Regions from separate parts of the Homo sapiens genome. Here region 2 is linked to region 1. Evidence: chromatin loops called from intact Hi-C (ENCODE). Cell type or tissue: dorsolateral prefrontal cortex. All regions are shown on one strand. Links, peaks and the distances in the headings refer to the core of each region. The heading gives the core; the rest is flanking DNA.

The links. A loop is a pair of places that touch in the nucleus more often than their neighbours do. Peaks named below come from ENCODE experiments on the same cell type or tissue, not always from the same donor. Only the 100,000 strongest peaks of a DNase experiment are listed, where the experiment ranks them.
Region 2: a loop joins it to region 1, with 1.0 times the contacts of the local background. A loop is called at or near these places in 2 of 110 quality-filtered maps.

The regions. Positions count from the first base shown.
Region 1 is chr20:29,258,875-29,265,002 of GRCh38, reverse strand. No RefSeq gene overlaps it. Among named protein-coding and RNA genes, the nearest start is that of FAM242B, 290 kb to the left of the region's middle. In dorsolateral prefrontal cortex, for the core only: no CTCF peak of the experiment used is centred there; no DNase peak of the experiment used is centred there.
Region 2 is chr20:29,881,744-29,887,871 of GRCh38, reverse strand. No RefSeq gene overlaps it. Among named protein-coding and RNA genes, the nearest start is that of FAM242B, 340 kb to the right of the region's middle. In dorsolateral prefrontal cortex, for the core only: no CTCF peak of the experiment used is centred there; a DNase peak (open chromatin) is centred at 3,241.

The DNA.
Region 1 (6,128 bases), core at 340-5,339:
GGATTATACAAAAAGTGTGTTTCAAAACTGCTCAATCAAAAGAAAGATTCAACTCTATGACACGAATGGACACATCACAAAGAATTTCTCAGAATGGTGCTGTCTAGTTTTTATTTGAAGATATTTTCTTTTCCACCATAGGCCGCTAAGGTCTCCAAATATTCACTTGCAGATTCTACAAAAAGAGTGCTTCAAAAGTACTGAATCAAAAGAAATTTTCAACTCGGTGAGATGAATGCACACATCAAAAAGAAGTTTCTCAGAATGCTTCTGTCTAGTTTTTATGTGAAGATATTTCCTTTTCCACCTTAGGCCAAAAACCACTCCAAATATCCACTTGTAGATTCTACAAAAAGAGTGTTTCAAAACTGCTCAGTCAAAAGAAAGTTTCAACTCTATGAGTTCAATGCAGACATAACAAAGAAGTTCCTCAGAATGCTTCTGTCTTGTTTTTATGTGAAGATATTTCCTTTTCCACAATAGTCCACAAAGTGCTCCAAATATCCACTTTCACATTCTACAAAAGGAGTGTTTCAAAACTGCTCAATCGAAAGAAAGATTCAACACTTTGAGATGAATGCACACATAACAAAGTAGTTTCTCAGAATCCTTCTGTCTAGTTTTTACGTGAAGATATTTCCTTTTCCACCATAGGCCCCAAAGAGCTCCAAATATCCACTTGCAGATTCTACAAAAGGAGTGTTTCAAAACTGCTCTATCAAAAGAATTTTTCAACTCTTTGAGATGAACGCACACATCACAAAGAACTTTCTCAGAATGCTTCTGTCTAGTTTTTATGTGAAGATATTTCCTTTTCCACCAAAGACCTCAAAGAGCCCCAAATATCCCCATGCAGATACTTCAAAAACAGAGTTTCAAAACTGTTCAATGAAAAGAAAGGTTCAACTCTGTGAGATGAATGCACGCATCACACAGAAGTTTCTCAGAATGCTTCTGTCTAGTTTTTATGTGAAGATATTTCCTTTTCCACCACATACCACAAAGGGCTCCAAATACCCACTTGCAGATTGTACAAAAAGAGTGTTTCAAAACTACTCAATCAAAAGGAAGTTTCACCTCTGTGAGATGAATGCATACATCACAATACAGTTTCTCAGAGTGCTTCTGTCTAGCATTTATACGAAAATATTTCCTTTTCCCCCATAGGCTGCAAAGCGCTCCAAATATACATTTGCAGATTCCACAAAAAGTGTGTTTCAAAACTGCTCAATCAAAAGAAAGGTACAACTCTGTGAGATGAATGCACGCATCACAAAGAAGTTACTCGGAATGCTTCTGTCTAGCTTTTATGTGACGATATTTCCTTTTCCACCATAGGCCCCAAACCACTCCAATTATCTGCTAGCAGATACTAAAAAAAAGTGTTTCCAACCTGCTCAAAAAAAGCAAGGTTGAATTCTGTGAGATGAACGCACACATCACAAAGAAGTTTCTGAGAATGCTTCTGTCTAGTTTTTATGTGAAGGTATTTCCTTTTCCACCATTGGCCGCAAAGTGCTCCAAATATACACTTGCAGATTCTACAAAAAGAGTGTTTCAAAACTGAACCATCAAAAGAAAGGTTTAACACTATGAGATGAATGCACACATCACAAAGATGTATCTCAGAATGCTTCTGTCTAGTTTTTATGTGAAGATATTTCCTTTTCCACCATAGGACTCAAAGAACTCTAAATCTCCACTTGTAGATTCTACAAACAGAGGGTTTCAAAACTGCTCAATGAAAAGAAAGGTTCAACTCTGCGAGATGAATGCACACCTCACAGAGAAGTTTCTCAGAATTCTTCTGTGACGTTTTTATGTGAAGATAATGCTTTTCAACCATAGGCCTCAAAGCGCTCCATATATCCAATTGCAGATTCCACAAAAAGAGTGTTTCAAAACTGTTCAATTAAAAGAAAGGTTCAACTCTGTGAGATGAATGCACACATCACAAAGAGGTTTCTCAGAATGTTTCTGCCTAGTTTTTATGCGAAGATAGTTCCTTTTCTACCATAGGCTGCAAAGTGCTCCAAATACACACTTGCAGATTCTACATCAAGAGTTTTTCAAAACTGCTCAATCAAAAGAAAGGTTCAACTCTGTGAGATGAATGTATACATCACAAAGTAGTTTCTCAGAATGCTTCTGTTTTTGTGTGAAGATATTTCCCTTTTCACCATAGGCCACTAAGCATCCCAAATATCTACTGGCAGTTTCTACAAAAGAGTGTTTCAAAACTGCTCAATCAAAAGAAAGACTCAACTCTGTGAGATGCATGCACACATCACAAAGTAGTTTCTCAGAGTGCTTCTGTCTAGTTTTTATGTGAAGATATTTCCTTTTCCACCATAGGCCTCAAAATGCTCCAAATATTCACTTGCAGATTCCACAAAAAGAGTGTTTCAAAACTGCTCAATAAAAAGACAGGTTCAACTCTGTGAGATGAATTCACACATCACAAAGAAGTTTCCCAGAATACTTCTGTCTAGTTTTTATATGAAGGTATTGCCTTTTATGCCATAGGCTGCAAATCATGCCAAATATCCACTTGCAGATTCTACAAAAAGAGTGTTTCTTAACTGCTCAATTAAAACAAAGGTTCAACTTTGTGCGATGAATGCGTACATTACAAGGAAGTTTCACAGAATGCTTCTGCCTAGTTTTTATGTAAAGATATTTCCTTTTCCACCATAGTCCTCAAAACCCTTCAAATATCCATTTACAGATTCTCCAAAAGAAGGTTTCCAAACTGCTCAATCAAAAGATAGGTTAAACACTGTGGGATGAATGCACACATCACAAAGAAGTTTCTCAGAATGCTTCTATCTACTTTTTATGTGAAGATATTTTCTTTTACACCATAGGCTGCAAATCGCTCCAAATATCCAATACCAGACTCTAGAAAAGTAGTGTTGCAAACTGCTCAATCAAAAGAAAGTTTCACCTTTGTGTAATGAATGCACACATCACAAAGAAGTTTCTCAGAATGCTTCTGTCTGGTTTTTATGGGAAGATATTTCCTTTTCCACCATAGGCCACAAAGCGCTCCAAATATCCTCTTGCAGGTTCTACAAAGAGAGTGTTTCAAAACTGCTCCATCAAAAGAAATGTACAACTCTGTGAGATGAACGCACACATCACAAAGAAGTTTCTCAGAATGATCTGTCTAGTTTTTATGTGAAGATATTTCCTTTTCCACTAAGGGCCTCAAAGTGCTCCAAATATCCACTTGCAGATTGTACAAAAAGAGTGTCTCAAAACTGTTCATTTAAAAGAAATGTTCACCTCTGTGAGATGAATGCACACATCACAAAGAAGTTTCTCAGAATGCTTCTGTATAGTTTTTATGTGAAGATATTTCCTTTTCCACTGGTGGACGCAAAGCTCTCCAAATACCCACTTGCAGATTCTACAAAAAGACTGTATCGAAACTTTTCAACCAAAAGGAAGGTTCAACCCTGTGTGTCAGGCAGACACCACAAAGAAGTTTCTCAGAATGCTTCTGTCTAGATTTATGTGAAGATACTTCCTTTTCCACCATAGGGCTCAAAGCACACCAAATATCCACTTGCAGATTCTACAAAAATAGTGTTTCAAAACTGCTCAATCAAAAGAAAGGTTCAACTCTGTAAGATGAATTCACACATAACAATGTAGTTCCTAAGAATGCTTCTGTCTACTTTTTATGTGAAGATATTTCCTTTTCTACTACAGGCCACAAAGCGCTCCAAAGATCCACTTGCAGATTCTTCAAAAAGAGTGATGCAAAACTGCTCAGTCAAAAGAAATGTTCAGCTCTGTTAGATGAATGCATACATCACAAAGAAGTTTCTCAGAATGCTTCCATTAGTTTTTATGTTAAGATATTACTTTTTCCACCATGGGCCTCAAAACGCTCCAAATATCAACTTGCATATTCTACAAAAAGAGCGTCTCGAAACTGCTCAAACAAAAGAAAGTTTCAACTCTTTGAGATGAATGCACACATCAGAAGAAGTTTCTCAGAATGTTTTTGTGCAGTTTTTATGTGAGGATACTTTCTTTTCCACAATAGGTCTCAAAGCAATTCAAATATCCACTTGCAGATACTATAAAAAGAGTGTTTCAAAACTGCTCAATCAAAAGAAAGGTTCAACTCAGTGAGATGATTGCACACAACACCAAGAAGTTTCTCAGAATGCTACTGTGTAGTTTACATGTGAAGATATTTCCTTTTACAATATAGGCCGGAAAGAGCTCCAAATATCCACTCGCAGATTCTACAAAAAGAGAGATTCAAAATGGCTCAATCAAAAGATAGGTTCAACACTGTGAGTTGAATCCACACATAACGAAGTAGTTTATCAGAATGCTTCTGTATAGTTTTTAAGTGAAGATATTTCCTTTTCCACCATAGTCCTCAAAGTGCTCCTAATATCCACTTGCAGATTCTACAAAAAGAGTGTTTCAAAACTGCTCAATGAAATGAAAGTTTGAACTCTGTGAGGTGAATGCACACATCACAAAGAAGTTTCTCAGAATGCTTCTGTTTAGTATTTATGTGAAGATATTTCTTTTTCCACGATAGGACTCAAAGCTCTTCAAATATCCACTTGCAGAGTCTATAAAAAGAGTGTTTCAAAACTGCTGAATCAAAAGAAAGGTTCAACCCTGTGAGATGAATGCACACATCACAAAGTAGTTTCTCAGAACGCTTCTGTGTAGTTTTTATGTGAAGATATTTTTTTTCCACCAGAGGCCGCAAAGGGCTCTAAATAGCCACTTGCAGATACCACAAAAACAGAGACTCAAAACTGCTCAATCAAAAGATAGGTTGAACTCGATGATTTCAATACACATATCACAAAGAAGTTTCTGAGAATGCTTCTGTGTAGTTTATATGTGAAGATATTTCCTTTTACAAAATAGGCTGGAAAGAGGTCCAAATATCCACTTGCAGATTCTACAAAAAGAGAGATTCAAAATGGCTCAATCAAAAGATAGGTTCAACTCTGTGAGTTGAATCCACACATAACAAAGTAGTTTATCAGAATGCTTCTGTATAGTTTTTAAGTGAAGATCTTTCCTTTTCCACCATAAGCCTCAAAGCGCTCCAAATATCCACTTCCAGATAGTACTAAAAGAGCGTTTCCAAACTGCTCTATCAAAAGAAGAGTTCCACTCTGTGAGACGAATGCACACATGACAAAGTAGTTTCTGAGAATGCTTCTGTGTAGTTTTTATGTGAAGATATTTCCTTTTCCACAATAGACCTCAAAGTTCTCTAAATATCCACTTGCAGATTCTACAAAAAGAGAGTTTCAAAACTCCTCAATCAAATGAAATGTTCAACTCTGTGAGATGAATGCACACATTCAAAGAAGCTTCTCAAAATTCTTCTGTGTAGTTTTATGGGAAGATATTTCATTTTCCATCATTATCCACAAAGGGCTCCAAATAATCACATGCAGTTTCTACAAAAAGAGAGTTTCAAAACTGCTCTATCAAAAGATAAGTTCAACTCCAAGAGTTGAATGCATACATCACAAACAAATTTCTCAGAATGCTTCTGTGCAGTTTTTATGTGAAAACATTTCCTTTTCCAGCATTGGCTTCATAGGGCTCCAAATATCCACTTGCAGATTCTACATGAAGATTGTTTGGAAACTGCACAATCAAAAGATAGGTTCAACTCTGTGAGATGAATGCACACATCACAAAGAAGTTTCTCAGGATGCTTCTGTGAAGTTTTTATGTGAAGATATTTCCTTTTCCACCATAGGCCACAAAGGGATCCAAATATCCACTTGCAGATTCCCTAAAAAAAGACTTTCAAAACTTCTCTATCAAGAGATAGGTTCAACTCTGCGAGTTGAATAGACATATCACAAGGAAGTTTCTCAGGAAGTTTCTGTGTAGTTTTTAAGTGAAGATATGTCCTTTTCCACCATAGGGTGCAAATGTCTCCAAATATCCAATTGCAGATTCTATAAAAAGAGAGTTTCAAAACTGCTCTTTGAAAAGTTAGGTTGAACTCTGTGAGTCGAATGAACACATCACAAAGAAGTTTCTGAGAATGCTTTGGTGTAGTTTTTATGTGAAGATATTTCCTTTTCCACCATAGGCCTCAAAGCCCTCCAATTATC
Region 2 (6,128 bases), core at 421-5,420, 620 kb before region 1:
CAGTTTTGAAACACTCTTTTTGTAGAATCTGCTTTGGATATTTGGAGCGCTTTGGGGCCTATGGTGGAAAAGAAAATATCTTCACATAAAAACTAGACAGAAGCATTCTGAGAATCTTCTTTGTGATGTGTGCATTCAACTCACAGAGTTGAACTTTTCTTCTGATTGAGCAGTTTTTAAACACTCTTTTTGTACAATCTGCATGTGGATATTTGGTTCGCTTTGGGGTCTATGGTGGAAAAGGAAATATCTTCACATAAAAACTAGACAGACGCATTCTGAGAAACTTCCTTGTGATGTGTGCATTCACCTCACAGAACTGAAAAGTTCTTTTGATTGAGCAGTTTTGAAACACACCTTTTGTAAAATCTGCAAGTGTATATTTAGAGTGCTTTGCAGCCTACGGTGGAAAAGGAAATATCTTCATATAAAAACTAGACAGAAGCATTCTGAGAGAAAATTATTTGTAATGTGTGCATTCAACTCACAGAGTTGAAACTTTCTTTTGATGGAGCATTTTTGAAACACTCATTTTGTGGAATCTGCAAGTGGATATTTGGAATGCTTTTCAGCTTAGGGTGGAAAAGGAAAAATCTTCATATAAAAAGTAGGCAGAAGCATTCTGAGAAACTTATTTGTGATGTGTGCAGTCAACTCACACAGTTGAACATTTCTTTTCATTGAGCATTTTGGAAACACTCTTTTTGTAGAATCTGCAAGTGGATATTTGGAGTGCTACATTGCATGTGGTGGAAAAGGAAATACCTTCACATAAAAACTAGACAGAAGCGTTCTGAGAAACGTCTTTGTGGTGCATGCTTTCAACTCACAGGCTTGAGCCTCTTTTGATTTCGCATTTTTCAAACACTCTTTTTGTAGAATCTGCAAATGGAGATTTGGAGAGATTTGAGACCTATGGTGGAATAGGAAATATCTTCACAGAAAAACTAGACAGTAGCATTGTGAGAAACACCTTTCTGATATGTGCATTCATTTCACAGAGTTGAACATTTCTTTTCAGTGAGCAGTTGTGAAACACTCTTTTTGCAGAATCTGCATGTGGGTATTTGGAGCGCTTTGCACCCTATGGTGGAAAAGGAAGATTCTTCACATAAAAGCTAGACAGAAGCATCTGAGGAACTTCTTTGTGATATGTCCATTCATCTTACAGAGTTGAAGCTTTCTTTCAATTCAGCAGTTTTGAAACAATCTTTTTGTAGAATCTGCAAGTGGATAATTGGGACGCTTTGGGGCCTATGTTGGAAAAGGAAATATCTTCATATAAAAACTAGATAGAAGCATTCTTAGAAACTTCTTTGTGAGGTGTACATTCATCTCACAGAGTGGAACCTTTCTTTTGATTGAGCAGTTTAGAAATACTCTTTTTGTAGAACCTGCAATAGGTAATTGGAGCACTTTGAGGCGTATGGTGGAAAAGGAAATATCTTAAAATAAAAACTAGACAGAAGCATTCTGGGAAACTTCTTTGTGATGCGTGCATTCATCTCACAGAGTTGAACCTTTCTTTTGAATGAGCAGTTTTGAAACACTCTTTTTGTCGAATCTGCTTTGGATATTTGGAGCACTTTGGGGCCTATGGTGAAAAAGGAAATATCTTCACATAAAAACTACACAGAAGAATTTTGAGAATCTTCTTTGTGAGGTGTGTGTTCATCACACAGAGTTGAACTTTTCTTTTGATTGAGCAGTTTGGAAACACTCTTTTTGTGGTATCTGAAAGTGGATATTTGGAGCGCTTTGTGGCCTATGGTGGAAAAGGAAATATCTTCATATAAAAACTAGACAGAGGCATTCTGAGAAGCTGTTTTCTGATGTGGGCATTCATCCCACAGAGTTGAACTTTTCTTTTGATTGAGAAGTATTGAAACTCTTTTTTTGTAGAATTTGCAAGTGGATACTTGGAGGGCTTTGAGGCCTATGGTGGAAAAGGAAATATCTTCACATAAAAACTAGAAAGAAGCATTCTGAGAAATTTCCTTGTGATGTGTGCATTCAAATGACAGAGTTGAACTATTCTTTTGATTGAGCAGTGTGGAGACAGTCTTTTGGTAGTATCTGAAAATGGATATTAGGAGTGCTTTGAGTCCTATAGAGTAGAAGGAAATATCTTCATATAAAAACTAATCAGAAGCATTCTGAGAAACTTCTTTGTGATGGGTGCATTCATCACACAGAGTTGAACCTTTCTTTTGATTGAGCATTTTTGAAAAACTCTTTTTGTATAATCTGCAAGTGCATATTTGCAGCACTTTGAGGCCCTTGGTGGAAAAGGAAATATCTTCACATAAAAACTAGACAGATCATTCTGAGAAACTTCTTTGTGATGTGTGCGTTCATCTCACAGAGTTGTACATTTCTTTTGATGGAGCAGTTTTGAAACACTCTCTTTGTAGAACCTGCAAGAGGATATTTGGAGCGCTTTGTGGCCTATGGTGGAAAAGGAAATATCTTCCCATAAAAACCAGACAGAAGCATTCTGAGAAACTTCTTTGTGATGTGTGCATTCATTACACAAAGGTGAAACTTTCTTTTGATTGAGCAGTTTGCAACACTACTTTTCTAGAGTCTGGTATTGGATATTTGGAGCGATTTGCAGCCTATGGTGTAAAAGAAAATATCTTCACATAAAAAGTAGATAGAAGCATTCTGAGAAACATCTTTGTGATGTGTGCATTCATCCCACAGTGTTTAACCTATCTTTTGATTGAGCAGTTTGGAAACCTTCTTTTGGAGAATCTGTAAATGGATATTTGAAGGGTTTTGAGGACTATGGTGGAAAAGGAAATATCTTTACATAAAAACTAGGCAGAAGCATTCTGTGAAACTTCCTTGTAATGTACGCATTCATCGCACAAAGTTGAACCTTTGTTTTAATTGAGCAGTTAAGAAACACTCTTTTTGTAGAATCTGCAAGTGGATATTTGGCATGATTTGCAGCCTATGGCTTAAAAGGCAATACCTTCATATAAAAACTAGACAGAAGTATTCTGGGAAACTTCTNNNNNNNNNNNNNNNNNNNNNNNNNNNNNNNNNNNNNNNNNNNNNNNNNNNNNNNNNNNNNNNNNNNNNNNNNNNNNNNNNNNNNNNNNNNNNNNNNNNNCATGCTTGTTAAGAGTCATCATTACTCCCTACTCTCAAGTACCCAGAGACACAAAACACTGCGGAAGGCCACAGGGACCTCTGCCTAGGAAAGCCAGGTATTGTCCAAGGTTTCTCCCCATGCAATAGTCTGAAATATGGTCTCATGGGAAGGGAAAGACCTGACCATCCCCCAGCCTGACACCGATAAAGGGTCTGTGCTGGGGAGGATTAGTAAAAGAGGAAGGCCTCTTTGCAGTTGAGATAAGAGGAAGGCATCTGTCTCCTGCTAGTCCCTGGGCAATGGAATGTCTTGGTGTAAAGCCCAGTTGTATATTTCATCTACTGAGATAGGGGAAAAATGCCTTAGGGCTGGAGGTGGGACATGCTGGCAACAATACTGCTCTTTAAGGCATTGAGAGATTTATGTATATGAACGTCAAAAGCACAGCACTTTTTTCTTTACCTTGTTTATGATGCAGAGACATTTGTTCATATGTTTTCCTGCTGACCTTCTCTCCGCTATTACCCTATTGTCCTGCCACATCCCCCTCTCTGAGAAACGTCCGATAATGATCAATAAATACTAAGGGAACTGAGAGACTGGTGACGGCGTGGGTCCTCCGTATGCTGAGCGCCGTTCCCCTGGGCCCATTTTTCTTTCTCTATACTTTGTGTCTGTGTCTCTTTTCTAAAGTCTCTTGTTACACCCAACGAGAAACGCCCACAAGTGTGGAGGGGCAGGCCACCCCTTCACGTGTGCACATGGTGTGTGTGCTGTTTATGTGGTGTCTGTGTGTGGGGTGTGTGTGCGTGTGCACATGGTGTGGTGTGTGCAGTGTGTGTTATGAGTGACTGCTTCTCTTAGCATGTGGACATCAGTCTTCCAGACCAGCTTTCTCCATGTGTCTGGGAACATAAGAAACAAGTTTCTGCAATAATTGTTACACAGCTTTTCCAGAGAGTTACCAAATCTCTGTCGTGAGTGGGTATCTGCATCATTGCAGGAGGGAATGTGATGTCCTGGCTTGGCTCACACCCTCTGAGGGCTTAGGCAGGGTTCCTGCTGGATCCCTCACTGTGGCCAGAGAGGAAGGGCTCTGTTTCACCACAGGGCACCAGAAGAGGACTGGTGCGTGGGAAGACCAGGTAATCATAATGGTATTAATAATAGTGGTAATAATACTGTTTTATACATTGTATATGTCATAAGGATTTTAACTTTCATCTAATATAATTGTTGTAAAAATTTCCCCAGTTTGTTTTGTGCTATTTACTTGGTGTTGAAATGTGTAAGAATTTACGTTCTAGGTACGTTAGGTTTATCCCTTTTTATATAGTTTCTGTTTGCAGTTTTGATTTTAGAAGACATTCATTCATTCTCAAGGTCATAAAACACAGGTACATCTAATTTTATTTTCTCTCTTTTTTTTTTTTTTTTTACATTTAATACTGGAATTAACTTTTATGTAAGTTGTGGGACCAGGATTCAATTCTATCATTTTATATTCTCAAATCATTACCCAATATTTTAACATCATAAATGCAAAAATCGCTCTGTTTTGTGGGTTTAAATTATTACCCTGTTACTAGATAAAATTACACTCAATTTCTGTGTTTTTGATTCTCTTTCATTAATGTGTTTATTTTTGTGCCATTTCAAATTTGTTTAATTTTGAATACTAATAACAATCTTAAATATCTTATAGTAAATTTTATAAAATTGGCTCTCATGTGTGTTCAATATGTGGATTTAAAATAACATTTTCTTCTTCGAAAATATTTTTCTTGGAATTTTTATTGGAATTTGAGCATATTTTTAAATGATTTACAGCAAACTAAAGAGTTAATATTATTGAGTTCTCTCATCCAGAATGTGACATGCAAATTCCTCAAAACTCCTTTAATGCCATTTAGTCAAAATTAATATGTTAAATCAATATAAATTAATATAAATGAGTATAACTAATGATTAAAATAAATTAATGTGTTTGGCTCCACGTTTCTGTCTTCTGCCTTCTATCACTGATGTTTTTTATTCCTATCCTTGTTGTTTTCTATAGTTTCTTTTATTATGTATTTTTCTATCTTGTGATTTGAAAACTATATGACACATTGTAATGTTTTAATTTTTCTAATTTTTTGCTCTTAATTTTAACTAATTTTATTTTTTAGAGAAGTGCAGGTTCACAGCTAAATGGAGCAGAGAGTACAGACTTCTCATATGTCCCTTTCCCCACACACAGCCTCCCCACTACAGCTTCCTGCCTCACAGGAGCACACCTGTGACAACCAGGAACCTATCTTGACCCTTCAGTATCACTCAAAGTTTACAGTGCACATTCATACTTATTTACTCTTCACATTGTACTTTCTGAGTCTTGACAAAAGTATAATGGCAATGGGATATTATTCACCGCTAACAGGAGATGATCTATCAAGCCACAAAAAAATACATGGAGGAAACTTAAATGCATATTGCTAAAAGAAGAAGCCAATCCGAAAAGTCTACGTACTGTTCGATTCCAATTATATGACGTTCTGGAAACGGTGAAACTATGGGAACAGTAGAAAGATCAGTGGTTGCCATGGACCAAGGGGAAGGAAGAGATGATACACAGAGCACAGAGAATCTTCACGGCAGTAAAACCATTCTGTATGATACTGTAATGGTAGATATATACATTTGTAAAAATCTATCTTAATTTTAATCTTTTAAATTACGTTTGTTCTTTTTTTTTTTTTTTTGATGGAATCTTGCTCTGTCGCAAGGCGGGAGTGCAGTGGCACGATCTCGGCTTACTGCAACCTCCGCCTCCAGGGTTCAAGCAATTATCCTGCCTCAGCCTCCCGAGTAGCTGGGACTACAGTTGCCCACCACTGCGCCGGGCTAATTTTTGTATTTTTAGTAGAGACTGGGTTCACCATCTTGGCCAGGCTGGTCTCGAACTCCTGACCTTGTGATCCACCTGCCTTGGCCTCCCAAAGTGCTGGGATTACAGGCGTCAGACATGGCACCTGGCCGTTTT